Regions from separate parts of the Mus musculus genome. Here region 1 is linked to region 2. The links are chromatin loops, found by intact Hi-C in ENCODE. Cell type or tissue: heart. All regions are shown on one strand. Links, peaks and the distances in the headings refer to the core of each region. The heading gives the core; the rest is flanking DNA. Region 1 overlaps Gm32085 (a long non-coding RNA gene). Region 2 holds the start of Zzz3 (zinc finger, ZZ domain containing 3).

The links. Peaks named below come from ENCODE experiments on the same cell type or tissue, not always from the same donor. Only the 100,000 strongest peaks of a DNase experiment are listed, where the experiment ranks them.
Region 1: a loop joins it to region 2, with 4 times the contacts of the local background. A loop is called at or near these places in 5 of 42 quality-filtered maps.

Annotation. Positions count from the first base shown.
Region 1 is chr3:152,699,093-152,713,985 of GRCm38, forward strand. Gm32085 (a long non-coding RNA gene) reads left to right here. Exons shown (of 6, transcript XR_867773.2): 4 at 2,887-3,692; 5 at 8,758-9,205; 6 at 10,343-10,816. Among named protein-coding and RNA genes, the nearest start is that of Pigk, 7.6 kb to the right of the region's middle. In heart, for the core only: a CTCF peak has its summit at 11,039; no DNase peak of the experiment used is centred there.
Region 2 is chr3:152,388,618-152,404,661 of GRCm38, forward strand. Usp33 (ubiquitin specific peptidase 33) reads left to right here. Exons shown (of 24, transcript NM_133247.3): 22 at 1,124-1,226; 23 at 3,033-3,101; 24 at 3,592-5,000. The coding sequence ends at 3,749. Zzz3 (zinc finger, ZZ domain containing 3) reads left to right here and starts at 7,386. Exons shown (of 14, transcript NM_001080755.2): 1 at 7,386-7,521. In heart, for the core only: a CTCF peak has its summit at 7,284 (motif pointing right); DNase peaks (open chromatin) are centred at 7,364, 7,754 and 8,024; H3K4me3 peaks cover 3,355 bases; H3K27ac peaks cover 2,751 bases.

The DNA.
Region 1 (14,893 bases), core at 6,435-14,434, 310 kb after region 2:
TCTGCTCCTCTAAAATTCCAAGTCATCCTACCTTTGTCTGCTGTAGCTGTAGACTATGACAGCCCTAATTCTCCCTTTTGCCGTCGTACATCAATGCCGGAGACATTTCTGCTTGGACTGAGTGTCGCTTCAGTGTAAGACACCCACTAAGACTCCATATTTTATCCACATTGTAAAACTCGCCCCACTTTTCTCTTCCTCTCTGTGGAAGGTAGCCCTCCATTTCCTTGTCCCTGTGCTCAGTGACCTTCACTGTTTTGACTTCTTGCTCTTGTCTGCGCCCTGAGCTTAATCACCTTGAAAATAGCTCATGTTCAATCCCATGCCAGATGCCTGCCTTGAACAGCGGTAGCCTGTTTTCTGAGTGTGCTCCCTTTGATGTGAGAATTCCTTAGCTTCCGCTCCTGCTCTGTCCATCTCCTTTGATCTCTAGCCTACTTTTATCCTGACTTAGCTTCGTGCTCTCGCTCTTAGGTTCCATCCTGTTTCTTGGGTGAATAGATTTTGGCCGTTATGGTCTCCCTCTGACTCTGAGCGTCCTTTGGAATTCTGTTGTCCATCCTGTGATCTGGTGATGAACATTCTGCTTGCCCAGGTTCCTATCTAACTTTGTGGAAGGGGAGGAAGGACCCCGACCAACTTGCTTTGCTTCTTGTGAGCTTGTGCACACTATCTTGATGTTAATGATAATTTTATTCTGCTTATTCCTTGCTTTCTGGTCTGCAGGGATTTCTCAGTATCTACAAGAGAAGATTTAAATACATTGGTCTTATTTAAGCCTAACTGCATTCTGTGATCCCAGCAGTCTGGCTGTATGGCTCATGACAGCCCTAAAAGAATTATGGAGTAAGGAAGTGGCTCGGTTGGGAACATGCTTGCTCTGGGATTGTATGTTGTAGCATGCATCTGTAATCTCAGTGCTGGGGAAGCAGGAGGAGGGGGCACTAGGGCTTCCTGTCCACTTAGTCTAGCCACATCAGTGAACTCCAGATTCAGTGAGAGACCTTGTATTCAAAAAGAAGGTAGACAGAGATAGAGGAAGACATCTGATGTCTACCTCTGGTCTGCCCCATGAACACATGTGAACACACAATACACACATACACATACAAAGATACACACACACACACACACACACACACACACACTGAGGAACACTCAGTCACTCCACTAAAATATTCTGATTCTTGTCTCGTCAGCATCTCTCGCTTTTGGATAGATCTGCTGAGACATCTGAAATAACTTCCACCTGCTTGCACATCCCTTGTTCCAATTTGAGCTTAAATTATTTTCTGAAGATTTCTCCTGGGCAGATCAATTCTCTTTCACTGGAAACCAAAAGCAATAATCAGAAGTAAAGTAATGTCTTACTACAATTGTATAAACAGGAGCGTGAAGCATTATGACATTCATATATCCTGGTTGCATATAAGTAATTTTATGATATGGTACAGCAAGCAGTTTGCCAAGGTTCTGAGAGGTTCCCATGGAGAAATAAAAGATGTTTTAAAATTGTATGACAAAGATGCTAATGACCTCTGCATCCCTGGGTCTGTTCTCTTCTCCCAGGTTTCCCTTTTCTCAGGTCTATTGCTAGTCTGATTTCCCCCTAGGAACCTTGTAATTTTTTGCTTAGTGTCTTCAGCAGCCATTCCTTGGGTCTTCCCTCACTGCATGCTCCCCTAAGCCTGGCTTTCTAGTTTTCTCATCCTAACCTGGAGTACAGTGGCTCCCCAAGTGATTTTAAGTGAGTCCAATGATCTGCTTTTGATTCACAGCATTGCTTCTTACTTATAATTCCCCCACTAGCTAACTCATTTTTTCAAACATGTCCAACTCAAGGCCTAAGGGCTTCATGCAATCAAGGATAGTTATGAATGGAACTCAGCAGCAACTTAAAGCATTATGATTGCCTTAACCATTGTAACTCGATCTTGCAGTTCTTTAGCCCCGTTTACAGATGACGATGCTGTTTTGTAATGCTCAATGATTGATCACACCTGATAAACAAACGTTTGTAGCTTGGAGACTCTGTAGGTAATTTAGACTTCAAACGTCCCAAAGTGAATTCACTATTAATCTTCCTGGAGCAGTCTTTTCCCCTCCCGTATTCAGCACTGGCTGCGGGCGCCTCATCTTTGGAGGCATCCATCTGAGATTATCAGCAGCAGCACATTGGCTCCTCCATCCTCACAACACCCATTCTCTCCCCCCACCCCGACCCCGTACACTTGCAAGTCTCACTACACTCAGAGAGATCTCAAAAAATGATCCCATGCTGTTGAAAGTCCTGTGAACTGACCTCTACTTGATCTCCAGCCTTGTTAATGCCCCCAATCTCCTCTACATCTCTCAACTCTCATAACTCATCTTTCAGACCATAAATGGTTAGGTTTATTGGGATTATTCACAGATGAGCTTAAAGGTGAACCATCAAAGTCACAATTTACCTAATTATGTTAGCTTCCCTTGGGTTCGGTTCTGTTCTTTTCTTTCTTTCTTTCTTTCTTTCTTTCTGTCTGTCTGTCTGTCTGTCTTTCTGTCTGTCTGTCTGTCTTTCTTTGTGTGTGTGTGTGTGTAATATTTCTGCTATGATTGTGGTTACTTGCCATCTAGTGGGCTTATGTTTGATTTCTGTAATCTTTTTTCTAATTCTATTTTATTTTATTTTATTTTATTTTATTTTGGTTTTTTGAGACACGGTTTCTCTGTAGCCCTGGCTGTCCTGGAACTCACTTTGTAGACCAGGCTGGCCTCGAACTCAGACATCCGCCTGCCTCTGCCTCCCGAGTGCTGGAATTAAAGGCGTGCGCCACCACGCCCAGCCCTGGGTTATTTTCTATTGTTTGCCACAGACTCATTCTTTCTTGCTTCGCTCTATTGCAGAGTGGTAGAATGTGCCATTTTGGAAGGAGTGTGACTCTGAACCAACAGCACTTGGAAAGTGTCGTATGTACAAGGATTCTCTGACTCATGCTCATCTCTTCTGGAAGGCCAGCGATAATCTCCCCTGTGGAGTATATTCCCTATACCGGAAGGGAAGTAACAATCTTAACGTTTTAAAATTAACTAATTAGTTTGGTGTGTATGTGTTTGGGCATGTGTTCTGTGCAGCACATGTGTGGAGGTCAGAGAACAGCTCGGAGGAGTCAGTTTTCTCTTTCTACACATGGGTACTAGGAAGCAAACTTAGGTGGTCAGACTCTGCAGAAAGCATCCTTCCTGCTGAGCTAAATCTGGAAAATAACATTTCTGGAATCAAGGATGGGCGGTTTGGTAGTTAAATTTGACCTTCAGCTGAAGGGGTTTAGAATTTCCCAGGTGACATGAGGCCTGTGTGGCTGTTGCCAGAGCAGTTTACTGAAGTGGAAAGACCCACCCTGAATGTGGCTGGATCCCTAGACAGAACAGAAAGTGTTGGGGATTGGTTCCAATGCTCTAAATTAAACTGGCTCCCAAAATCAGGAATCTGCGCGTCCAACCGCTGAAGGTCCTTGTCTCCAATTGGTTGTTGATTGATCAATAAAGAGCCAACAGCCAATGGCTGGGCAGCTAGACTGAGGCGGGACCTTTAGATTTGCTTGCGTTAGGAATTGAAAGAAAGGAAGACAGAGAATCACCGTGACTCAGGGGAGAAGGATGGGACATAAGAGCTGCAGGAGAGAAAGCTGATCGGCCATGTAAGAATTTGGGTAAGCCAATGGCCACTTACCCACTGAGCCTGGGGTAGTTGGGCAAGATTTAGGAGTCTCGGGAGTACAGGGGCGGGGCAGGTTTAGGAGTGCCCAACCTTTGAGCTAGTCATGGCATGTCAAAAATTAACTCTGTGTGTGTGTGTGTGTGTGTGTGTGTGTGTGTGTGTGTGTGTGTCTGTCTGTCTGTCTGTCTGTCTGTCTGTCTCACTGTCTGTCTTTCATTCGAGAATCTGGATAGCTCCTGAGGGAGTGCAGGTGTGCAATCGACTGGGAGCAAAAGCAGTTCAACTAATCTTACCACTACAACAAAGGAAAGATGAAATGAGCAGCAGCTAGCTATCTCTCTGTGTTTGCTAACTTAGGGTACCATGACGCCATCTCACGCTCTGTGGCAGAGAGTTTCTCTCACACTCTGTAGCCAGAACAAATTCCCGCTTGCTTAAGTAGCTTGTGTCATGAATGCCTGTGGCAAGCAGTAGAGTGATTACCCCAGGGTTTGTTCTGAGAAGTGAGGCTGTGTGTCTTAGTTAGGGTTTCATTGCTGTGAGGACACACCACAGCCAAGGCTGCTCTTATAAAGGAAAACATTTAATTTTCCTGGCTGGCTTACAGGTTCAGAGGTTCAGTCCATTATCATCATGGTGGGAAGCATGGCAGCATCTGGGCAGACATGTGATGGAGGAACCAAGAGTTCTTTTTCCAAACATAGCAGAAAGAGAACATAATGACCCTACGTATCTTCCATGGATAGACCCTTCTTTATTCAAAGCAGCCTGCCCCCACCCCCATTGGCTAAAACACATGAAAAAAATAGCCCTTTTAAAAAAATTATCAACACTGACAGATAAATTTAGAAATTCTATTAAAAAATGTAACGCTGTGAAAAATTTTAGTTTGTTTTCTTGCCAGAATATGCCTCTAAAGAGAAAGATGTCAGGCAGTGGAAATTATAACAACTCTATTTTACTATTTCCATGGATAGAAATATTACAACATTAATTTGAATTTTAGATTTTCTTGAAGTTATTGGGGAAATAAGAACAATGAAAATAGATTCTTTGTGAGTTAACTAAAACCCAGAAGAGCAGGGAAAGTGGATTTGATGGTACGGTAGTTATTTCTAGATCACTGTGGTGATTTTTGTGCCTGTTGGCTTCCAGCATGGTCTCTACATGGCAGTGACCAAGTGAAGCTGGGTGAGAGGAAGGAAGACTGAGAGTAACACAAAGACTCTGTCTACAGTCAACACCAACTGAGCATTTGTGTATCGGTTCTCTGCATTAGTGTGCGTATTTACATGATTTCCTTTGAACCCACAACAGCTCCAAGGAGTCAGCACTTCTGTTATCTCTATTTCCTGTCAAGAAAACCAGAGCTTGAAAGGATTTGCCCATGGCTTCTAGGTAGGAATACCCACGCTGACAGCAAAACCCATGCTGGCTTGCCCGCAGGCTGGCAGATCTCAGCATCATGCCATAAACGACAGAAGACCCATAAAGCTCTGATACATCTATATTTAACATGAACTACAAATAATGAGAGACTTATGGTGGTCCACAGATAGAAACTTACTATGGTAGCAGCATGCAGCTGTTAGGTTTAACTTAGCACATTCAACAAAGTGGAAATCAAGGAAAACATTTCCCATCACGGTTGATCACCGTTGGACTTTGAAGGGCTGTACGTCTTAGCTATGCTTCTAGACAAATAAAGGTAAGAGCACAGACGTACCAAGGTCAATATGTAAATGAAAAGCCATAAAGTATTTGGTCCAATGGAGGAAGCTGTCCTGCTAAGATTGTAGAGAAGGTAGACTCTTTGCAATTGTGTCACGATCTTCAGAAAGGGTAGTTTCCAGTTTCCATGACAACATCATAGTCATGAAAGTTTCCAGTGTTTAACCTAAACCTATCCAATCTCCCTAATTATAAATGATTTGCATGGGTTCAAGGCGATGTCCAGTGCGACACTGCAGGGAAATGGTGACATTTGGGTAATTGATTAATTAGAGTAATTAGTGTCTAATTCTATAGGCTATCGTACTTCCTGAACCTTCCAAGTGTTAAGGAAAAAGCCAACCCCAAAGGCATGGCCTGGATTTTGCATTTGGGATTTTCTATGCCGTTTAACTCTCTCCTCCATGCAACTGTTTTGCTTCTTTGCAACTGTGTGTTAGTAAATGAGATCACAAATATTAGTTAGGCATTAAAGCAGAAATTTTGGTTGCGTCAACCATGCTCCAACATAGTGCTATATTTGTTCTGATTGACAAACGTACAAAACCAAATCATGACCCCATCCTTCGTGTCAGGGTTCTGTATTCATTTCCTGTTCCTGTGACGAAAATAAAATACCCCGGGCAAAATCAATTTAAGGGAAGAGAGTCTATTCTGGCTTACAGTTCTAGAGGGCTACAGTCATTTAAACCACCAAGTTCTTCCCTTTGCTCTAAATAATAATCTCTTGGCCACATCCTGATGCAAAATGCATTTAGTTCAACCTCAAAAGTCCCCACAGTCTTTAATAACCCGACACTGTTTCTAAATCCAAAGTCTCTTTGGCAACCTCTTAACTGTGACTCCCTGTGAAATTAAAACAAAACAAAACAAAAAAACAAATTATGTATTTTCAACGTGCAAATATACATTACCATTCCAAAAAGGAGCAACGCAGGTGTAGTGATAAAACCCAGGACCAAAGCAAGACCAATCGTCAGGACTCGTGGAGCCCTGTGCAGCCTCCCTGGTGTTTCAGTCTCGAAGGCCTGGATGGCTTTGCCCCTCCAGCTTAGCTACCTGCAAGAGGGCTGTCCTTGGGGTTGTTTGCATTGTGTGGGCTTTGACAAGTGTGTTCCGAACCATCATCAGCACTGTAGTCTAATCCCAAATCGTCTTGCTACCTAAGTCCTCCCTGTCCAAGTTTTCCCTCTTCACCCCGTCATTCTCCCTACTCACTTGTCAAATGTCGATAGAGTTTTGCTTTTTCCAGAATTTCACACAGTTGGAGTCACACAGTATGTAGCCTTTTGGTTTGACTCCCTTCAGGTAGCAATATGTATTAAGACTAAGGACGTTCTAATAGGCATGAAAAGGATTTTCTCAGTTTCTGCAACGACAGGTGATGACAAGGAACCACAGACCATCTTTCTATATGCCCGCTTGCTGTCAGTCATCGCTGGCTTCTCAGCGCCCCTGTAGGTAGGCCAGCATCCTGAAGCTGTTTTCCTGGCAGGTGGCCACAGCTGGGGAGCCTGTGGAACCCACAGGAGGTGGAGCCCAACTGGTGTAGGTCAGTAAGGGGCAGGTCTTAGAAGGCTGTCCCCACTGTTGTTTCTGTCTCCTATCTCTGCTGTGCAGGAGTTGAGGCTTCAGGCCTCAGCAAGAGTGAGTTGCTCTGCCATGTTTGTCCCTTTAAGATGAATAGGGACCCTCTGAAAAGATGCGCTCAAACAAACAAACAAACAAACAAACAAACCGGCCGGCCGACTGACCAACCAACCAACCCTTCCTGCCTTTAGCTGTTTCTGTCCGGTATTTTAGTCACAAAGATGCAAAGATGACGAATACACTGTGCTTATATCTCCATTAGTGGACTTTCCTGCTTAACTCTCTTGGCTTATTTGTTTATTAAAATGTATTTTAGTTTACATTAATGAGTGTTTTGTTTGCATGAATTTCTGTGTACCGCATGCATGCAATGGATATAAGGACCAGAAGAGGGAAGTGGATTAATCCCCCGGGACAGAAATTACAGATGGTTTTGAGCCACCTTGTGGGTGCTGGGAATCGAACCTGGGTTCTCTAAAAGACCAGACAGTGCTCTTGATAACCAAGTCAGCTCTCCAGTAATGATTATTTATTTAGTTAGTTTTGTCAGTGTTGGGGTTTAAACCCATTTTTGTGCCTGCTAGTATTGTGTCCAAATAGTGTGGTAGTTTGATTACACATGAGCCCCATAGGCTCATAGTATTGGAATGCTTAGTTACCAGGACGTGGCATTATTTAAAAACTTGAAAGGATTATATGGATTAGGAAATACTTTGTTGGAGAAAGTATGTCACTGCGGTGGGCTTTGAGGCTTCAAAAGTCCATGGCCACTCTACCTCTCTCTCTCTCTCTCTCTCTCTCTCTCTCTCTCTCTCTCTCTCTGAAGATCAGGATGTAGCTCTCAGCTACTGCTCCAGCACCATGTGCTGCCATGCTCCCTGTCATTATGATAATGAACTAAACCTCTGAAAGCATAAGCCAGCCCCAATTAGGTGCTTTCTTTCCCAAGAGTTACATTGATCATGATGTCTTTTCATAGAAATAGAACAATGACTGAGACAACCAGTGACCTTAACTAAAAGGAAGGACTGGTGAGCTGTTTCTGTGGTTGAATTGCTTGGCAGCCTGTGTTCAGGTTCTGTGTTCAGTTCTGTGTACACGGTGGGAATTGAGAGCCAACTCCCGAGAGTTGTCCTCTGACCTCCACTTGTAGGCCATGGCACCCATCCACATAAATAAATGCAATAAATAATAAAAGACATTTAAAAATAAAATCATTGAAACACTGTAGACACTATTAAGAGAGAAAACCAGAAAATTGTGCATAGAGTAATGTCTCTAACATTAGAAATGAACTTTGTTAGTGTGTTCTTTTCTGTTTGCACACAGGGAATGTAGGCCTTCTATTCTCATTCACCCAGGCTATTCATTAGTCATCCCTTCTGGGCAAAGAATGTTTGAGAACCAGGAACACAGGGAGAGATAGATAGACTCGCTGCCCTCATGGAACTTCTGTGTTTAGCAGAGAAGGCAGCTGTTACTCAGACAATTGCACAAGTTATTAATTAATTATGCAATGGCAGAATGAGTAAAGGATGCAATGAGGTGACATGACCACGAGCTAGGGCAGGCTAACCCAGCTCAGAGCTGGAGGACGGACACAACTGCAGGGCAAGGGCAGGAAGTAGAACCTCTACAGAGCGAATATGTCATTTTCATCAGAAAATGGCATTTTGAACTTTTAAAAGAGAAATAGCTGACATCTCGCTCTCTCCCTTTGTTCCTGAAACCCACAGCTGCACAACGCCAGACGTTTCTACTCGCCTCTTGATTCGGGAAGATCCAGTTTGATGATGAGACATTTTCTCTTGAATTGTAGTACAGCAACTGAAGGAGATGGAGAGAGTTAAGATAATAAATTCAGACAGAAAAGCTGTAAAGTAAAATGATGGTTAAATAGCCTCCTTGCCTGGGGCGTACATTAGGGAACAAATTTGTGACCTTTGATAATCCATCCACCAAAAAGCTTATGAAATAGTCTTGCCAGTGACCTTCAGGAGAGTGACCTTCAGGAGAATAAGAGCATCTACACAGGCCGAGGTTCTGTTTTTATAGGTTCAAAATTAAGGACCACAAGAAGAACAAAGGACGAGAACTGTTTTGAAATCTGCACAAATGGATCAGTAATGGAATTTTCCTCAAATTTCATGTACAAAGCAGCTGTTGCCGGAAGGATGCTACAGAGTAAGGGCTCTAAGTGCCTTCCCTTGCACTCCCCTGGTATCATTCTCAGGAGATCAGTCTTTGATCTCTTTGAAACACATTCATCACTGAGTTATCCAACACATGCTTGCATGCGGCATTTTTGTGGGCATTGAGAATTCAAGGTGAAGAAGATGTTTGATGCCCTTGGCGTCGAGGCCTTCAGTCTTACTATCATAGGCATTATAACAGAAATACCTGTAGGATGTGACAGGTGTGAGAGTGTGCAACCTCACTGGGACTGCACCTTCGGTGAGGATAGAAGAGAAACCACCTCCATATTAAATGTGCAGCAATGGTTTGTTTTTTTAAATTTACATTTGTTAATATTATTATTGTTGACGATGATGGTGGTGGTGGTGATAGAACTGGCATGAGTGTGTGTGTGTGTGTGTGTGTGTGTATGTGTGTTCTGGTGCACACCTGACATGATGTGCACGCGCAAGTTTGATGACAGCTTTCATGACTCAGTTCTCTCCTTTCACTGTGAGTTCTATGGAGTGGCATCATCAGGTTTGCTTGACAAACACTTTTACCCACCAAGTCACCTCTTTAGTCACATTTATGATTCTTACAGTTACTGGCTATCATCTCTAGGAAAACAAAAACAAAACAAAAACAGAAGATAGCTAGGCCTATTAACACCCATTAACCATGCCATGAAAAAAAAATCACCAAGTAGCCAGGGTGCGATGGCCCGGTGGTCTGAAGCAAATGTCCTGGCTTATAGCTCTGCGGTTAAAAGTCTGAATTCGATAGGGTGGCTGCCCTACTTCTGGAGGCTTTGGGAGAATCCACGTCCTTCTTCCAGGACTCTCTCCCAACCCTTGGCTCTTGGCCTTCACTCTGGCCACTGCTTCTGTCTTTGCATCTCTTCCGTAGCCCATTGCCTCATCTTTAAGGATGCCCTATGATCTGAATTCTCTCAATAATTCAGTAGAATTCCCCTTTCTCAAAATGCTAAGTTTAATCACATCTTAAAATCTTTCATGTGAAGCAACATGTTCTCGGGTTTACAGGATCCGTCCATATCTGCATGGAGCCATTGTCCTGCTTGCTATGACGTCCTTACGGTAAATTTCTACAAAGAATACTCATTCCTCTGTCTCTTCTCCCCAGGATCCTCCTATGGCTGGATAGTCACTTTGCACTGCTGTTATAAAAACACTATTACCAAGGCGACTTATAGAAAGAAGATGGCTTAAGTTTCCCGGGGAAAGTCTGTAACATCAGAAAGGCATGGCTGTAGTCATCTAGAACCACACACAAACTCAGAGAGAAACTACATGTCGGGCAAGGTCATAAGCTGTCAAAGCTCTCCCCACCAAGGGACGTGCTTCCTCCAGCAATGCTGAACCTCCCCAGACACCACCACCAACTGGAGATCAAGTGTTCAAATATCTGAGCTTTGCGGGGACATTTCTCATTTGAAACCCCCTCCCCAGAAGAGTCATTCAGGATGCCTTACAGTTTACAGGACATGCTGTAATCAAAGTAACTATTAAATGTTCCCAAGATTTCTGAGACTTGCAAAGGACATTTAATAAATAAAAAAATGTACAGTGAAATAAAAAAACAATTAAGAAAAACACATTGCATTTGTAGGGATCTCTCAGTTCAAGAAGAACTGAATCTCCCGTCAGTCAGCTTCGTGTGAAGATAACTAGAGGCTTCTGGGTTGACATGAGAGGATTTTAACAACCTTCCGATTGCTAAAGAGTTTGACATGACTTTATGTCCAGGTCATGATGGCATTTTAATAGCAGCACAAGGTTTTCAAACAGGAGACACTGAAGGGCAGTTGCTCTCCTTTGGCACTAGAGGCCAGTCTGCAGCTAATTAGCAGGTCATAGGTGGAAGTGGACTGTGGCAGAACAACAAAACATTGTTGTTATCAGTTCACTGAACAGATGGAAGAAAGGCATTTCAAGTCAAGCCAAATGGAGCTGAAGGTGACACAGTATCAAAATTAGACTGAAACTGGTGCAGATGCACTGGAACCCAGGTCTGCTTTAATTATCCTTTTCTGTTCGCATCTTATTCTATTCATACAATTTCCCTTTAGTAAATTTAACCCTGCTCAAAGAAATATGTTAGCTGTTAGATATGACATGATTTAGCCAAATACTTTGGACTTTGGTTGTCATAGCAAATAAATTTTCCTGTGGCAATTAAACTATAGGGTGCAAAGCACATTGGAGGAATCTCAGAGATTGTGATTGGCCCAGATTAAACTCATCTTTTCCACACACATTATTTTCTAACATTTATGTGGTAGTCACAAAAGTATTTTTAATAGATGTATGTGCATTTGTCTTCCAAGTTGCTTCAGGTAAACATTTACCCCAGACTTTACCCACTCTACTTCATGTGGTCTCTGTGCTTGAAAGAATGGTAGTATGATGTATTCATTGGGATAGAGTAGATATCCAAAAGGTCTTTTGAATAGCTGGTCTTCTCTTGATCCAAGCTTAGTCCCCGGAACCTACATAAAAAAGCCAAGTGTGGTGGCATGCTTGCAGTCTCAATGTGTGGGTTACAGGCTGCTGGGGCTCACCAGTCAGCCTCCCTAAATCATTGAGCTTCAAGCCAATGAGAGACCCTGTCTCACAAAACAAGGAGGCTCCTGAGGAATGACACCGAGGTTGTCCTCTGGTCTCCATACACAAATGCATACATGTGCACATGTACTTCTTGCACACACACACATACAATTGCATACATACAAATGAATGTACTCAGGTGTGCTTTTCTAGAAGTGATCTGTCTCTTCTTCCAAGATATAAGTCATCACTATGTTCTTTTGGTTGCTACTTACTTCAAAGCCCCTCTTGCTTTTTGTCATTTTTCCTAAACTCTTTTTTTTTCTTTTTTTTTTTTTTATCAGATATTTTCTTTATTTACATTTCAAATGTTATCCCGAAAGTTCCCTATACCCTCCCCTGCCCTGCTCCCCTACCCACCTACTCCCACTTCTTGGCCCTGGCATTCCCCTGTACTGGGGCATATAAAGTTTGTAATACCAAGGGGCCTCTCTTCCCAATGATGGCTGACTAGTCCATCTTCTGTTACATATGCAGCTAGAGACAGAGCTGGGGGCGGGGGGTACTGGTTAGTTCATATTGTTGTTTCACCTATAGGGTTGCAGACCCCTTCAGCTCCTTGGGTGCTCTCTCTAGCTTCTCCATTGGGGCACCTGTGTTCCATCCTATAGATGACTGTGAGCATCCACTTCTGTATTTGCCAGGCACTGGCATAGCCTCATATGAGACAGCTATATCAGGGTCCCTTCAGCAAAATCTTTCTGGCATATGCAATAGTGTCTGGGTTTGGTGGCTGATTATGGGATGGATCCCCGGGTGGGGTAGTCTCTGGATGGTCCATCCTTTTGTCTTAGCTCCAAACTTTGTCTCTGTAACTCCCTTCATGGGTATTTTGTTCCCTGTTCTAAGGAGGAATGAAGTATCCATACGTTTTTCCTAAACTCTTAACACTGCTCTAAGCCACGGTTGACTGTCGTAGCAGTTTTCCAAATGCTCTCTATTCAGCACATTCTCCTGAATGGGACTGGTATGATCACCCCACTCTGAAGCTTTTCAGGCCCGTAGGATACACATCAAAACTCATCCCTGAACCCTCAAAGCCCCAAGGACAGGGGACATCTACTTACCAAGATAGCCTCCTTCATAACAGCCTGTATTGTGTTCTCTGAACTGCAAGTCCAATGTAACCCTCACCATTCCTCTGTTAATCTAAACTTCTTTCTGCTCTGGAGTGTGCACACAGGTTGCTGTGTTTGTCCTGACAGCTTTTCTGTTTGTCCTCAGCTTCACTGTGACTTTCTCTTCTCCTTGGAGGCTGTTCGCCACTGGCCCTCGTGGAAAAAGGGAGCAGAAGTGGGGGACCAGGGTTCAGAAAGCTAAGAATACCAATGCATTGACTTCTGGGATCAACTTCAGTGAGACAGTTCAACTTTATACGGGGCTGTATAGATCTTGGGGAGTGTGTGGGGACTTACAAGGTGGGTAAATGTTATTGGTGGGGGGGTAAGCCTGGGAATGCTTCATTTACATGAATTTCAAGAAGAACCTGCTGAGCAGGTTTCTCCTCAGAGATTTTGGAGGGTTACTGTGGATCCATCTCATATACAGTCACCAAACCCAGACACTACTGTGGATGCCAAGAAGTGCTTGTTGACAGGAGCCTGATATAACTGTCTCCTGAGAGGCACTGCCAGAGCCTGACAAATACAGAGGTGGGTGTTTGCAGCCAACCATTGGACTCATCATGGGGACCCCAATGGAGGAGTTAGAGAAAGGACTGAAGGAGCTGAAGGGGTTTGCAACCTGTAGGAAGAACAACAATATCAACCAACCAGACCCCCCAAAGCTCCCAGGGACTAAACCACCAATCAAAGAGTGCACATGGAGCGACCCATGGCTCCAGCTGCATATGCAGCAGAGGATAATTTTGTTGGGCATCAGTGGGAGACGAGGCCCTTGGTCCTGTGAAGGCTAGATGACTCAGTGTAGGGAAATGCTGTCAGTGTAGGTCAGTCTGTTGTAGTAGAAGCAGTGGGAGGGGTGATGGGATAGAGGGTTTCCAGAGGGGAAACATGGAAAGAGGATAACATTAAAAATGTAAATAAAATATCCAATTAAAAAAAAAGGGCTTTTGTGGGGAGTGAAGAGATAGCTCAGTGGTTAAGAGTACTGGCTGCTCTTGCAAAGGTCCTGGGTTTAGTTTTCAGAACCCACGTGGTGATTTAACAACCATCTCTGGTTCCAGAGGATCTGATGTCCACTTCTGACCTCTGCAGGCAATGCACACACATTGTGCTTAGGCATATATGTAGGAAAAATATCCATACACGTTACATAAAATCCAAAAACTAAAGTTGTTTTGTGTGTGTGTGTGTGTGAAACAAAAAGGACACAAAACACTTTCAAGCAAAACTGGCCATGGTAGCACGTGCTTTTAATGTCAGCACGTGGGAGACAGTGGTAGGCAGGTCTCTCTGTGAGTTCAAGGTAGCTTTAGGTCAGGCAGGGCTTCATAATGAGACCTTGTCTCAAAAAAAATTAAAAGAAATATTCAAAGAATAATTAAAATGGATGAGTAATAGTGTTACAACAAAAATTTTTTTCAAAATTAGAAAACAGAATGACCAGAAATACTGTATATTTTTTCCCTTCTGTATGGTGTCTGTGTGTACGTGTGTGTACGTGTGTGTACGTGTGTGTGTGTGTGTGTGTGTGTGTTTACAGGCCCACTTATGGAAGCCAGAAGCAGGTGTTGGGTGCCACCTCTTTCTGACTTGATCTCTTGAAGCAACATCCTTCACTGAACCCATTTTTTTTCCCCTGTAGGTTGGCAGTCATTAAACCCCAGTGATCATATTTCCATTTTGTCGTCCTTTAAGATTTAGAAATCTTGGACCACATAGCCAACTAACTGATAGCACCACACCAAAGGGAAACATCAAATATTGTGGATCCCCAAATTATCTTTTTAAAATTTCCTCCTTAAATATTGTGTCTATTTTACAAAACAAACCTAGAAACATAGCTGAGTAAGTAATTCTCCAATTAGGTTGCCCCGGCCACTCCAGAACCTGAATGGAGGAAGGTGTATGCGGTGGCAAACAAAACAAAACAACAAAATGAAGCA
Region 2 (16,044 bases), core at 3,987-11,986:
GGCAGTGGTGGTGTACGCCTTTAATCCTAGCACTTGGGAGGCAGAGGCAGGCAGATCTCTGAGTTCAAGGCCAGCCTGGTCTACAGAGTGAGTTCCAGGATAGCCAGGACTACACAGAGAAAAACCCTGTCTCGAAAAACTAAAAAAAAAAAAAAAAAAAAAAAAAAAAAAGAAAGTCTTTGGCACTGGGGATATAGTTCAATGGTAAATAACTTACCTAGTAAAAAAAAAGCTGTTGAGAGAATAACAAATCTGATGATCACTTTTATTTTAATCTCATTTATGAATGCAAACTTAGATCACACCCAAGCCTTCCCACTATCTTTCCAGTTCCATTTGGACTTCCTTCCCCAAGGCTATAGGGTTTTGATTAGATTTAAAGAAATAGCCGGGTGTGGTGGCACACGCCTTTAATTCCAGCAGAGGCAGGCGGATTTCTGAGTTCAAGGCCAGCCTGGTCTACAGAGTGAGTTCCAGGACAGCCAGAGCTACACAGAGAAACCCTGTCTCAAAAAAACAAAATAAACAAATAGGGCTGTTTAGATGGTTTTGTGTCATCCAGTGCCAAGAAGGCTCACCTGCGTTCAATCCCGATGTCATAGTGAAAGGACAGAACTAACTTTAATCCCAGCAGTTTGTCCTCCCACCCCCACATTTTAAGTTTTAAAGAACTATCTGTCTGAATTTAGGTATATCTATCCTTATCTAGTATATGAGCATTGTTTCCCAACAGGAAATACTACTGTAATTAGATTTCAAACACTTTATTCTTTTGAGGCCTAGTTGAATCTCTTTTGCGTAACTTTTTTTTTGATCTTTACTTTTTTTTAAAAAGTAGGCTGTGGTAGATTTTTAATAAACATATTTCATAGGTATATTAAAAATCTTCTCTTAACCTGTTCCTCTGTGCTCCTCTTCGGTATGTGTATATTTTGAGACATAATCTAGGGTCATTTATTGATAGACAACACTGTGTATCCCAGAGCTGAGCTAAGTTCGTGTGGCTGTTAGTGCTAACCAGACCCCTCAGAGCTCACAGATGAATGAGAGACGTTCTTGTTGGATACTGCAGGAGAGGGTTGTGAGTTCCAGACATTAGGTGCCTGACTTTTCCTCTCTGTAGCTCAACAGAGCATTTCAAGAGGAGGACTCCCCAGCTACTTTTTACTGTATCAGCATGCAGTGGTTTAGAGAATGGGAGAGTTTTGTAAAGGGTAAGGATGGAGGTAAGTGGCTAACTGAAAGCTTATTAGCCAGTTCTTTTGTTTATTAATTTTATGAATATTGGATATACACCAGTGAACAATAAAAGACCCATGCTGTCAGGCAACCCACATTCTAGTTTATGGCCTTATCGCTATAAACTGTATCAATCATGCCAAGAATAAAAACCTGAACAGATTTTGTTTTTGGGAGATGGGATGGCTTAGCAGTTGCAAGCACTTGGTGCTCTTAGGGATCTGACTCCAGTTCTCAGCCCCCACAGCAGGCAAGAGCATTACCACCCGGGACCCCAGCGCCAGAGGATCAGACACTCCAGTCTCCACTGGCACTGACTGGCACACTTGCCCACACACAGTCTTAATGTTCAAGAACTTTACAGGCAGGTGGATCTCTTTGAGTCCAAGGCCAGCCTGGTCTATAACAGAGATACTGTCTCAAGACAAAGAGAAAACAACACCACCACCCCCTCCCAGAATGGAATGGAAAATTACACTTTATCCAATACAATGTGGACTTTAAAAAAAATATTTAAGCCGGGCGGTGGTGGTGCACGCCTTTAATCCCAGCTCTTGGGAGGCAGAGACAGGCGGATTTCTGAGTTCGAGGCCAGCCTGGTCTACAAAGTGAGTTCCAGGACAGCCAGCAGGGCTATACAGAGAAACCCTGTCTCGAAAAACCAAAAAATAAAAATAAAAAAATATTTATATATGATAATAACTTGAATGAAAGGCATGATGATACATGACTTTAATCCTGGTACTGGGGAGGCAGAGGCAGGCAGATTTCTGTGAGTTCAAGGTCAGCCTCTTCTGCATAGCCATTTTCAGGCCGGCCAGGACTAGTTAGTGAGAATCTACTTTAATACTACTATTGCTATTAATAATAATAATGGTTAAAAATAATATATTCTTGATATGGTGTTATTTGCAAAAAAAAAAAAGTATATTGTTTGAATCCCTTTGGTGGGTTTGTTTTGTTTCAAGTCCGCATACAAAGTGATGGATTTATTTCAGATGCAGATGGTATTATACTTTGTTTTACTTCCCCCACTGCCCTCAACTATGTTATTTAAGCAGTGTATCATGCAGAACAAAACATCACAGATATTAAAACCATATGCCTATTTTTCTGTAAGATTAGTCATTTCTCTTCCTCATGCCTGTTGGGAGCTTTTGAGAATGGACTAAGTACTGTACTTTCATGTGCAAAGAAAAATGGCTTTTCTCCTAAAAGAAAGGTCTATCTTAATATTTCATTCTATAATGTTTTGGTTAAAAACGAAATTTGGAATGGTTTGAGAGGGTTTTTTTTTGTTTGTTTGTTTTTGTTTTTAAGCTTATTAAAGAGTTGTTGTTCATTAAAGGGCTGTAGCATTAACAAAATATTTTGATCTACAATTCCCAAACAAGTGGTTTTTCTAGAAGACTGGAGAGTTGGCTCACTGGTTAAGAGTACTGGCTGCTCTTCCAAAGGACTTGGGTTCAATTCCCAGCACCCACATGGTCGCTCACAACTGTAACACCAGTTCCAGAGGATCTGATACCATCACATATACAGACAATAGCACCAGTGTACATAAAATAAAAAAAATTAATCATTAAAGATAAATTGTTTCTATTATACTTTGGTGCTGAGCAACATCTCACCTTTCTTGGTTGTTTGGGGTCAAATGAAATCTCCAAAGCTGAAAAGATACTAAGAATCGATGACATTTGGTTAGTTCTCCGTAATTTCAGGTATAAAGCCATGTAGTTCTTTGCTGCATTTGGAAGTGGACATGTTATAATCTTTTTATCCTTTTGACTTAGATCCCCCAGGTCCAATCGACAACACTAAAATTGCGGTTACTAAATGTGGCAGTGTGATGCTCAAGCAAGGTAAGTTTAAGACACACAGGATTGCTTTGTCCTGAGACACGGTAGCATGGCCTCTAGGCTGTCCTTGAATGCAGCGGAGAGGTTTAACTTGTGATTCTGTCTTTTCTTCCCAACTGTTGGTATTACTGGTGTATACCATCATGCTTTAATATTGAAACTTTTGTTAATGAGTTCTTATTGATTAAAAAAAAAATAACCAGCTATTATGTAATTTATTTACCTAGTTCAGAAATGGTCAGGCTTACAGTAACAGAAAGGGTAAAAATTTCTTATTTTTAGGAAGGTTTTAGGGTTGTTGGAGCTTGGAAAATGGATCTCTAGACATTTGGAAACCGTCTCCATATTGTTTTTTATAGCATACAAGCTGATAATCTGAAGGTTTCAGAATTCTCAGTCCTCCATAGAGGATTTCTCTGTTGGATATACTGTAAAAGCTATATTAAGATTCATGTTTGTAAATATCATTCTTTTTGCATACATACAATTTTAGGAGCAGACTCTGGTCAAATTTCAGAAGAAACATGGAATTTCCTGCAGTCTATATATGGTGGGGGGCCTGAAGTTATCCTCCGACCTCCAGTTGTTCATGTTGACCCTGATGTACTCCAAGCAGAGGAAAAGATTGAAGTAGAAACTCGCTCTTTGTAGTTCTGAGGACACAGAGCTCTAATGAGAAGTTATTCTCACTTGATGCACACACATTCAAAACATTCCGCAAAGCATGTTGATTCTCTTGATTTTCATCCTTTTTTCTCATTTATTCCTTTGTACTGGGCATTATGGAAGGGTATATTAAAATGTTATATAAGTTGGTATATTTAATGCTAAGTAGCTTACCAGAATATCTTTCAGTGTACTGTTTTGAAAGAAAAGGGACAGTTGGTAACTAGGTTCTCTGACCTTTGTTCTACAGGCAGATCCAGCAAACCCTTTGTAGCACTGTAAATACTTTGGCTTCGATAATGTTCTTATTACTCTAACCAATCATAACTGGCTAAGCTTTTTCATTTCTCCAAAAAGCTAATTTAATTGTATATTTTGACATGAATTTGCATAGTAATGAACCTATGTTAAATCCGAGAGTGGTGGTCAGCACATTGTTAATTTCCTAACGCTCAGGAAACATCAGGTGGGTGGGTGTTACTGCTTTTGCACTGCAGCATATAAAACTGCATATTACAATTTACAAAATGTCTTTTTTGAATGTAACGGGATGTATTCATTTTTAGTGGAATTTGTTACCAGATATCAGTAAATTATTGCTGCTTATAATGTAAAATGTTAAACTTTAGTTCTGTAGACCTGAATGGTATTCATTAATGTTAGTAACAAGAAAATACCCCTTAGTTTTAGGCCACTTCTATTTTGAGAGCATGAAGTATGGAATGTGTCAAATGAGATTGTTGATAAAGCTGAAACCACTTGCAAAATGATTTTTTAATGAAATGCATAAAGTCTTTTTGAATAATAGAGTATTCACTGCTGTTTGCTTGATCATGTGATGTCAAAAGCTCAACTATATGCAACTACAAACATGCAGGTGACTGAGGGACAGCATTCATGGTGACTTTGCAATGTTGTTAAAACTCATTCAATAAAAATAATTCTAAAATGTATAAACTGAATGTTGAATTTATTTGATAGACTTTTTAAAAAAGGTGTAAAGTCTGTTAGTATTAATGCCTTTCATTATATCTTATTTGAAAGCATAAGCTAGGAAGTTATTTGCTATAATAACGTTTATTAAACTGTTTCAGAATGGCAGCATGGTGGTTGGCATCTGTCTCCCAGTACCTGGTAGGCTTGGCTGGAGGAACCTAAGTTTGTGGGCTGTAGAACAAGACCGTCCCAAAACAACAGCTAACTATAAATAAAACTTATCAACTGTGCATTTAAAAATGGTGATTTTCTAACTCTAGCACCCTCACTCATCCTGATGTCGGATGTTACACATGCTGAACACTATCTTACTTTAGTTTGGATATGAAATATATCCTGTGTCGAAACACCACCACCTGGGGGTGTTGTGAGGTGGCTGCACCTGAGGATGTCAGCCTCATCCACAGGCTGCATCTTGTCCCTGACCTGCGTATCTTTGTGCCTCCTAGTTGCTCCCTGAGGCTGAACAGCTTTTTTCTGCCATCATGTTCTGCCTTGTTACAGGTCTAAAAGCAATGGAGTCAGTTGACCATGGGCTAAAACTTGAGCAAAATAAATCTGTCCCTTGCTTTTCTTATTTTGTTATAAGGATCAAAGCTAACAACCACAATGCTTTTTATCACTGAGATATATATACTTCAACGCTAACATTCCTTCTAAGAGACTTATTCAAGTGTTTTTCAACCTGTGAGTAGGAGTGCTTATAGCTCAGTGGAGTGTTCTCTCTTAACTCTTTCTCTTCAAAACTTCATGTGACTCAGGCTGGCCTCAAACTTGCTTCGTAGCCTATAATTCCAGTACTGTGAGGCAGAGGCAGGAAATGAAGAGTTCTAGGATGTATACACACACACACACACACACACACACACACACACGGATGGAGGGAAGGGCAGGGAGAGTATTGTAGATCAGCCTTGACTATAGAAGCTTGCCTCAGCGAAAACAAGCTTCAAATCGCAATGCCTGTTTTGCCAACAAATGTTAGCAAGGCCATGGGTTGGGTTTCTCTCTTATGTTTACATATTAGTGCCGGGTGGTGGTGGTGCACGCCTTTACTCCCAGCACTCGGGAGGCAGAGGCAGGCAGATTTTTGATTTTGAGGCCAGCCTGGTCTACAAAGTGAGTTCCAGGCCAGCATGGGCTACACAGAGAAACCCTCTCTCGAAAAACCAACAAAACAAAACGTTTGCGTATTAGTGCGGTGGTACCATTCCCACGGAAGAGAAAGGGAAAGTAAACCTGTGGGGACCTTTATCGTTACAACCATCGTTCTCTTGGAAACGGATGACAGTCCAATAATGGCGCGCGCGTGCGTGCGTGCGTGCGTGCGTGCGTGCGTGTGTGTGTGTGTGTGTGTGTGTGTGTGTGGCTAGACAATGCTCCCAGCAGCAGATAAATTCTGACCATCCCAATAGTAGCTAGCCTATGCAGGTAGCATATTGCCTGGCTGGGAAATCGTGTTATTTTTATATCTCTGCCTATTGCAAGTCCAACACAGTTCAATAAAAACCATGGGAGGGTGTGCTGTGGTGAGGCCTTATAGACCCCACTACTAGGAAAATTAAGGCAATGGAGAGCAGTGTCTCTAAGACACAAGATGGCAGGTGTGATAGTCAGTATAACTATAATTGGTATTCTTTATTTTGGAGCAGATATTACTCTGAGTTGAATTGGAGACAACCAAATACAAGTCCACTTCTATGATCTAATAACTTACGAGCAATTGAAAAGAAACCACACTTACCCACTTCCTTGGAAAAACAAAACTGCTCCAGCTAAGGAAAACAAAGAAAGGCACTGAAGCCATACTGCACAGTTGCGAAGAGCCCCAGTTAATGGATTCTACCAGTGGACTTGGTATTTTTTGGAACACAATCTAATAGCCAAAGGGTTGCATGAGCGTCCCCACAGCTCAGAAGTGGTGGCCTATGGTGCTATCAACCCAGAGGAAATACTTATCCCTGTAACTGAAGGCGGGCATTACTTTGCTGCACTGCTAATACTGTATATTTGAAAGGGCGGTGTTATGGATTGAACTCAGAGCTTCACGTAGTTCCGGTAAGCACACGCTGAGCTACATAAATAACCAGTTTTCACTATGGGTTGAGCCATACTTGGTGCTGGACACAACTGTGGGCAAAAGCTAAGAGAAAAGACGCCCTGCCTTTAAAGAGACTTCATTCTTGGCGGGTAGTGCTGTTTAAAGGTACGGAAAATAAAAGCGGTGGAGAAGGTGTACTCTGGTGGGACTGCCGACGAGTCGCGGTGGAGCTGGGGAAGAGTCCTGCCCTAGGGAGGGAGGTGAGCAAAGGCTGGAGAGGTGGGCGCCTGCGTACTGAGCGGGCGGCGGCTGGCGCGGCAGTCCGGGGCGTCGTGCGGAAAGCGCCGCGGGGCCAGGCAAGGTCGGGACGCGGGCGGGGAGCCTCTCCGGGAAGGTAGAGCGGATCACAGCACGCAGCGGGCTGGGCCGGTGAATCCTCCCGCCCGCCGGCCGGCCGGGTCGGGATCGCTGCAGCGGCCGCGGCCACCAGTAGGTGGCGCGCCGAGCGCCCGGCTCCCAGCGTCTCAGAGCCGAGGAAGGAGGGGACCGGAAGGAGCCGCCGCTGCTGCGGGAAGTGGAGGAGCGGGAGGCGGGGACCCACCTGGAAGCGCCGCGGCGCCGCTGTGGCGCTTCCTGCGGCGGAGGGCGCTGGAGCCAGTGCGGCGGCCGACGGCGGCCACGCGGGCGGCGCCTCCCGGAGCGGCCCGCCCCACGCGAGAGGTAAGCGGGATCCCCGGGGCGCGTGGCGGGGCCGGCGCAGGGGCGGGAGCGGAGCGCGGAGGGAAAGGCGCGCGCGGGGCCGGAGCCCTTCAGAGCGAGCGAGCGCCGGGAGGGGGTGGCCGAGGCGGCGGCGGCGGCGGCGCCCCCACGTGGGCCGGGCGCGCGCGTTCGCGGCTGAGGGGGCGGGGAGGCCTGCGGAGGCGCCGGGCGCGCGCGCGGGGCTCACGTGACGGCCACGTGACCGGAGGCCAGGCCGGCTGAGGGCTAGCGCGGTCCTCCGTGGCGTCCGGAGGGCGGCAGAGGGCTGAGTTTGGCGTCCCGCCTTTCCTTCTCCCCTCAGACGACTCAGAGGAGGAATCCAGGGCGGGGAAGGCTTGCCTCTCCTCCCGTTTGCCCGCGGCCTCCCAGTGCGAGGACGAACCACACGTTCAAAGTCCCGAAGTAGTGATTAGCTTCCCCCACGCCGCCATGTTGGCTCCAGCGCACGCCCGCCCGCGAGATGCCAGCGGGTCGGTATCGCGAGATCTCCGGACTCTCGCGGGACCTGGTTGGCAGAGCGGTTGCGCTGGATGGCGGAGCCCCGGGTTCTCGGGGCCCTGGGACCAGTAACTCTTTTCCTGCAGGCAAGTTGTCGGGGAGGGGCCGGGGCGCGCGCCCGGGCGCCGGGAGCCTTCGTGCGCGCGCCTCGCCGTCGCCTGCGGCGGTGCAGAGCGGCTGTCGCGCGCCGCGCTCCTCCCGCCCCCGGGCGCCCGCCACCTGCGGAGACCTCCCCGCCGGCCGCTGCCCGGCGCTCGCTCGCCGGCCCGGAGGCCGCTGCCAGCCCGCCCCGCCCGCCGCCGCCCCCTCTGCCCAGTTACCCTCTCTGCAGACAGCTCCACTTTCCTGTCGCCTGTGGCTGCAGAATCTTCCCCCAGTCTCCCAACAGAACGCATAGCATCTCTCGTGTCCGGGCGTCATTTAGCCACCCACTTGTCTATTGGGAAGTTCTCCTCGTCACCCTGGCTGCTGACAGTAACTTTTGGCAGTGTTTGGGAGGCCCCCTCACCCCTGACAGTACCCGAGGTCAGAATACAATCCTTGTTCTGTACATGCTGATAAACTCACGTCGGTAGGGATTGGGGCTACCATTTTTGGTATTCTGGGGTGCCGGTTTTGTTTTGCAGAAAATAGTAGTGGGTTTGTTTTAACGAAAAATCCCGCTACTTCTTAAATTTGAGGTCGGTCATAAGTGTCTTCATGAGTCAATCACTTTTTTCTACTTAGAACAGCCACTCACAAGTCAGTTTACCATATTTGTTTTCATTTCTTTGTATTCAAAAGTATGGAAGCTACACAATCGGGAAACTAGATAGATAATTCATTCATAGTTATCCTGTCCGCCCCACCCCTCGCTCTGAGACAGGCATACTATCTGTATCCCCGGATACTCTAAAACTGACTAGGTGGGCCCGGATTCATGGCATTTGTTATCACAGCCAGCACATACCATTTTAAATTTTTTATCATTTACTTATTATGTGCCTGTGTATCTTGGATATTGTATGTGCTCAGCTCTCTGGAAGCCAGAAGAGGGTGTCTGATCCCCAGGATCAGTATTACAGGACTTTCTAAACTGTTCAGAGTAAGGGGTCTGAACTTTGGACCGCAAGACAGAGCAGCAAGCACTCTTAACCACTGTCTGTCTCTTTGAAACTACAAAAGTGTACTTACTACCTACAGAAAGGGAGAGTAAAATGCTCTTTATTCTGTTTTACAAACTTCTCAGTTTTCTACCCTGAACCTGATCATTTTGTGGTCCGTGCTTTGTCCTAAGTTGTCAGGGCTAAGTTGGAGGGCTGATTTGGTAATAAACTTTCATAGCATTTACAAGCAGCAAATTATCCACTAGATAAAATTATATAGTGTTAGATCTGTTGTCAGGACTCAAGTGTAGATAACTTGGTGAAAGTATCTAATAGCTCCAATAATAGAGCTTTTGTTTGTTTTTGCAGTGGAAATGTTCTAGGGTGCTGGTAGCTTTGCACACAGAAAGTTCTTTTAAAACAAAGATTTAAGGAAACATCAGCTTTATAATTTTTAATGCTTATGTAAGTACCAATTATGCATTCTAAACCAAAAACATGCCTATGGATGTTAGTTCTTTTAAAATTTTGACCCTGAGTTTTAAAAAGATGCTTATTTTATGTGTATGTGCCCTAGTGTTGTGGTCAAGGAGGCCTTGAGGGTCAGAAAAGGATTGTCAACAGTCCCTGGAGTTACAGGCGGTGGTTGTGCGCTGCTATGTGGGTGCTTGGAACCAGAGGATCAGCAGCAAGTGCTCTTAGCTGCTGAGGTGTCTCTTCTAGCCCCTCAGAGTAGTAGTTTAATCCAATCACTAGAACGATAGACACCAGTAGTTAATACAAACATCTGCTTACATTAGGAGCACTAAGTGTCATTTTTGTCATTACTCCTCTGAAAAAACATAGCAGTGGTAGAATTCTATTTAAAAATTCAAAAAGCCAGGCAATGTAGCTCATGCTGCGCTGGAACTTAGTTCCTCTAGTCCTCTAGACTTGAGAGGCAGCCGGCAGTCACCATTTCTCTCTTTACTAGACAGGGTGCAGTAAAAAGTAATTGTACATGACTCCAGTGGTCTTTTCTCTTAGCAGCCCTGGCTGTCCTGGAACTCACTCTGTAGACCAGGCTGGCCTCGAACTCAGAAATCTGCCTGCCTCTGCCTCCCGAGTGCTGGGATTAAAGGCGTGTGCCACCACCGCCCGGCCTTGTTTGTTTTTTAAATTAGTCTGTGCAGGTAGGAAGATTGAGGACAGACATGTTGAGTTATAATGTGGAGAAGATGAAAGGAAAATAGGCTGACAGTGGAGCTATACAAGTTAGGGATGCAGAGAGGCCAGGGTAGGCAAGTCCATTGACCTTGAATTGACCAGTTAGGAAAGAGTAGGAGAGACAAGTTAGTTGTTCTTTTGGGAGAGGGGCTATTTGTTTTGGGACAGGCTCTTACTGTATAGCCCTGGCTAGGCTGCTGTCTATATGCAGACTGTACTGGCTTTGAACTCCTGGCAATATTTCCACCTCTGACTTTAAAGGTTGTGAATACAGAGTGTACGATACCCAATTCCTAAATGTCTCTTAGACTGCTGTATAGGTCACCTTCAGATGACACTAGATACACTTGTACTGCAGGTCAGCAGGTGAGTGACATTCTGTGGATTCCTTCATAATCTGTGGAGCTGGATATGGTGGCTTATGCTTTTACACCCAGCATGCAGAGTGAGGAAGGAGCATTACTGAGTTTTAGACTAAACAGCTTTAATGACTACATAGTGAGTTCAAAGCCATCCTGGGTGATGAGTGAAACCCAAGGTCACATACATAGAGGAGAAAAACAAAAGTCAGCAATGGAAGTCACACTTTTGCAATGGTTTCTGCAAAGCTATCCACCTAAATTTTGCATAATAATGATTGGTTTGTTGTATGGGTTAGAGAATCTCCTGTGGACGTGGTGGTGCAGGACTTTAAACCCAGCACTTGGGAGTCCGGTGAGTCTGCATATGAGGCCAACCTAGTCTACTGATAGAGTTCAAGGGCAGCTACGCAGAGAAACCAGTCCTCAAAAACAAAAGAACTTTGTTCTACAAACTGTTTTTGGTGGTGAGTTTTGTAGATTACCAGTCTTTTACAAGTAATTTACTTTGAGGTTGAGAAAAGAATCAAGGAAGAGGAAAAAAGTGTCTTGCATTGAATTGTTCGTACATTTTATAGTAAAGTACATGATGAAAAGCTGTTGCAGGGGCTTTAAGAAGAAAACTGATTTCAAGTAAAAGTTCCGTTTGGGGTTAAACTATAAGTAACAGTTGAGTGTTAGGATGTTTTGGGCAGCATTTAGTATAATTGTGATACATTTTTATATAATTTTCTGTAATTAAAACTCTGGTAACTGTTTGGTTCCAGACCCCTAGACAGGGGACTGAGGTGCATATTTTACATAGCAAAGCTGACTTGGCCTCCAAATCCTCCCAGTGTCCCTCAGCCCCTACCTGCCTTCCCCCAGGCTCTCCTCTATATCATCTAGACTTTGTGGTATTCCTCTTCTCTCTGTGGGTGCACCCTTTCTGTCTTTCTCTCTTCCTGTCCCATTTTCCCTATGGCGAGTTCCCTGGCCTCAGTCCTTGGGGCCAGTGAACTCTGCCTGAGAGCAGCTTCCCAATAAACCTGCCTTTAATAGAATCTAACCTGACTTGAATTGGCTCACTTCAGTAACCACTGTCATACTAGAAAAAAGTATATGTGTATCAGTCTGCATTGCAAAGTCCCAAAGGTGTGTCTGGGTTTTGAAACTGGCTGTCTGGACTTGACATTTTTGTTTGACACTGCACTTCTTACCTTTCTGTTGTTTTCTGCCTCCTTCCTGTAGTATTGTATAATGATTTCTATCCTGTCGGATAAGTGAGTTCTGTACCTTTCCCTGCGGACCGCACTGTTGCAGGACAGGTCAAGCTGGTTACTTAGTCCTGCTCCTCCCGCTTCGTGCAACACTGGGGATTGGACCTAGGACCTCAGGCAGGCTAGGGAAGCACCCTACTGCACTGTAATTCAGTTTTTACCTCTTCCTGCCCTCTTGTGTTTTGAGGCAGAGCTTCCACAGGAGGCTGGCCTAGAGCTCTTTTTCCTCCACCACCCAAGAGATGGGTCTATTGGTGTGTCCCACTATGTCTTGTTTTATTTTGGCTTTTCCAGATGAGGTTTCTTTGTGTCTTTTCTTTTTTAAGCTTAGTGTTTTTAAACACTACATTTCCTCATCTAACATTTATTGAGCAAAGTGAACTCAAGTCATTGGTAACATAATAGAGATTTTCTGTCTTCAAAGTCATTGGTAACCTGAGTACTCCCATGCAGCGCTTCATGAGAGAGAGGTCTTGTTATGGAGAAATCGCCCTAACTTGACGGTTTCAGGGCAGTTGGCTATTCTACCAGGTGGGTTTCAGATTGAATTCAGATTGTCAGACTTGATGGCCCATCTAGTTGTCTTCTAGTTGATTAGAAGTTCAATAAATAGACCCTGTTACACTCTTTCTTTTTCCCTCCTCCCCTTCCTTTTCTTTTTGTGCTTAGGGTCAACCTTTGTGCCTTGTACACCCTAGTGCTGTACCTAGCATTCAGCTAAATTCCCTAGCCTAAGTTTGATTTTCTTCTAACTTAGCAGTTAGAAATCAAGTTTATGAATTTCATAAATGAAGAGATTATTCTTTGGGTTCATTTACATGGCTGTATTGTCAAGATTATTTTCTTAGAAAAGATCTGTGTTGTGTGAAATTATTTTATTTCTTAAATTCTTTAAGAACTTTGTGATTACCTCCCTGTTAGGTCTCAGAAACCCAGTACAAATGGCAAGCTGAGGTGCCTATTTAACACATTAAAGCCAACTTTGTCCTTCATGTTCTTTCATCAGCCTCCTGTCCCTACAGGTCACAGAGTGTGGCCATCCTCATACCCTGCCCCATACCCTAAACTTCTTCAGCCCTTCCACCTTCAGCTGCCCTTCCTGATGAACCTAGTCATTTTGGTTACCCATCCTTTTGTATACCCTTTACCCTCTTGTTCTCCTGGTCGTCTGTCTCCTGCCCCCCACCCCCAACTCCTCGCTGGCCCAGCTCAGGGTTATGTTCAGTCTGGATGCTCCCAGATGTCTCAGCCTGAATATATATATATATATATAAATTTTCTTCTCCACCATGCCTAGGAACAGTCATTTTATTTCTTTTTATATTCATTCCATCTCCAACACATGCATGCACACTGTCCCTTACTCTGTCCAGACAGTGTCTCCTGTATTCTAGGCTGGCCTTGAACTTGCTTCAGAACCCTATAAGGTTGGTCTTAAATTCTTGAACCTCCTTCATCCTCTCCGTAAGTGCTAGGATTAGGAGCCTGTGCTTCCACACTTAGACCTGTAATACTTTCCTGTACTGACTCTAAGCTTTACTCCAGACCTATCATCTTCCCACCCACCAGGCCTCCCACATGCTAGGTCAGTGCTCTACCATGTAGTCTCCTCCCAACCCCCCGCCCCCGCCCCGCCCCCATGCATTTAATGCACTTAGAGTTCTTCACTTGAACTATTCCCACCAAATATAAACTTGTGTTGTTTTTACAGTAATGTTTCTTTGCTTTGGGAGAAATTTTGTTTTGTCTTTGCCATGATTTTTTTAAACTTGTAAATACAGTTAAGTGTCCTAAGCATAGAGGTTTCCCACGCGCACAGCAGAGTGGCTTTGCATAGACTGAGAAGCCCATCCCCCTCCTAGCTATTACTCATCCTTCCCCAGGGAACCCAGGACATGTGATAGCCTGTTTGCTTCTAGCATAGGATCTTGCAACATGGGCTTTGTTGTGTTTAGCTTTTTTACTCAACATTGTGAGAATCATCTGTTTTCTCTCCACTTCGTTTTGTGGCCTGAGGAAGTAGAGGGATCTCAACACTAACTCAGATAGTTCTCACAAATGTTGCAGTTGTCAAGAAGTATGGGAGCAGCCAAAGAAAAGCTGCATTGCACTGGTAGAATATACTTGTTTTATTGTCGTTTAAGTAAGCCGAACAGTTTTAGTTTGGTCATTAACACCTTACAGCAGTACCTCAGCTACTCCAACTTCATTTTGTGTTGAAGGTTTGAGTTCAGCATTCCTGACTAGTTAGTGCATTCCTGACTAGTTAGTGCATTCCTGACTAGTTAGTGCATTCCTGACAGACTAGTTAGTGCCTCTTCATTGGATAGCTTGCTTTACATTCTTGGAATTCCGAAGCTACTAGTGATTCCCAGTTTGGGGGATGTTTGTAGAATCTTCAGTTATTATAAAATCTGTTGGAAGAGTCCACTAAGAAAAGTCCTAATTTATTTATTTATTTTTGGTTTTTGAGACAGGGTTTCTCTATAGCCCTGGCTGTCCTGGAACTCATTCTGTAGACCAGCCTAGCCTTGAACTCAGAAATCCGCCTGCCTCTGCCTCCGGAGGGCTGGGATTAAAGGCGTGCCGTCGAAAAGTCCTAATTTAAATTAAAGCTGTTCTCATTCAAAATGTTTAGGTACCTAGTAGTGTGCAGATTATAAAGTCACATTGTAAACTGCTATACAAATGTGAATTACCTGAGACCCTTACCCAGTTGGTATCTCTTTCTGACTGCATGACATAAATGAAACTTTCTTAGCAAAAATTCTATATATTCTACCACTTTGCTTTGTTTGTTTGTTTGTTTTTCGAGACAGGGTTTCTCTGTGTAGCCCTGGCTGTCCTGGAACTCACTCTGTAGACCAGGCTGGCTGGAGTCCACCTGCCTCTGCCTCCCCAGTGCTGGGATTAAAAGTGTGCGTCACCGTCGCCCGGCTGCTTTTTAATTTTTAAAATTATTGAGAAAGATTTGTTACTGTGGTTTTACACTTATTTCAAGCATTCTTAATTGCTGAGCTCTGTTTTTGATGGAACATTTAGGAGAACATTATGTTATGGATAATGGAAGACAGAGTGAATTGTGATTGTTAGTTATTTATTATTCTTGATAAATGTATGTGTTTGTGTGTTGCTAGTGATGAAGCCCTGGGCCTTGAGCAAATAGTCTTCTATTCATCTATAGTGGATCAATAAATGCCTTTTGCAGGGGCCTGTGTGTGTCCCCATCCATCTGTCCGTCTGTCTTGTCTGTCTTGCATATACCTCATTTGCCCAGGACGGTCTCAAGCTCATTGTGTAGCAGAGGATAACTTTGAACTCCCTATCCTTCTGCCTCCACCTCCCAAATGCTGAGATTCCAATGTTGCTTGGCCCACAAATGCTGGTGTTGTTGAACTAGTCAGAGCATTTTCCACTTTGACCTTAGCTACTTGCATACTTTTCTGTTTAGCTGCCTTTGATTAATTTGTAACTATAAGGCACAGGCTCTCATGGTTTGCTATGCTTCATAAACCACTTCAAAGGTTGTTTTGTTTTACTTTGGTTTTGAGGCAGGATTTCATTAGATAATCCCAGATGATTCTGAACAGAAAATCTTTGTCCCAAACGACCAAATGCTGGATCATGGTGTGTACCACTGCATCATGCTTGGTTTGAGTTTTGTTGATTTTTAAGACAAGGTATCTCTAGGCACCCAGACTAACCTCAAGGTCAGGGTGTTCTTTGTCAGCCATCCATATACCGTGCTGAGGTGACAGAACTGTGCCATGGTCAGTGTTTAGGGGCAGAGACAGGCACAGCCACCTGAGGAGCTCCCCACTGAACCATGGTTTGTTCATGACACGACACTCAATTCAGGAATTTCAGGACTAGCTAATGAAACAGTTGTAAATTTGATTAAAGATATTTTATTTCAATAGAGGCTTCAGTGTGAGAGAGAGGCCAAAAAGAGATACCCAGAAGAAAGCAAAGCAAGGTACATGGGTGTGGGCTTCTCCTAGATGAGGCCCTGGCTTTCGTAGGATTTTGGTTTAATTGAAAGTTACTCTTATCACTGGTTTGCCCTTGAAGGCACCT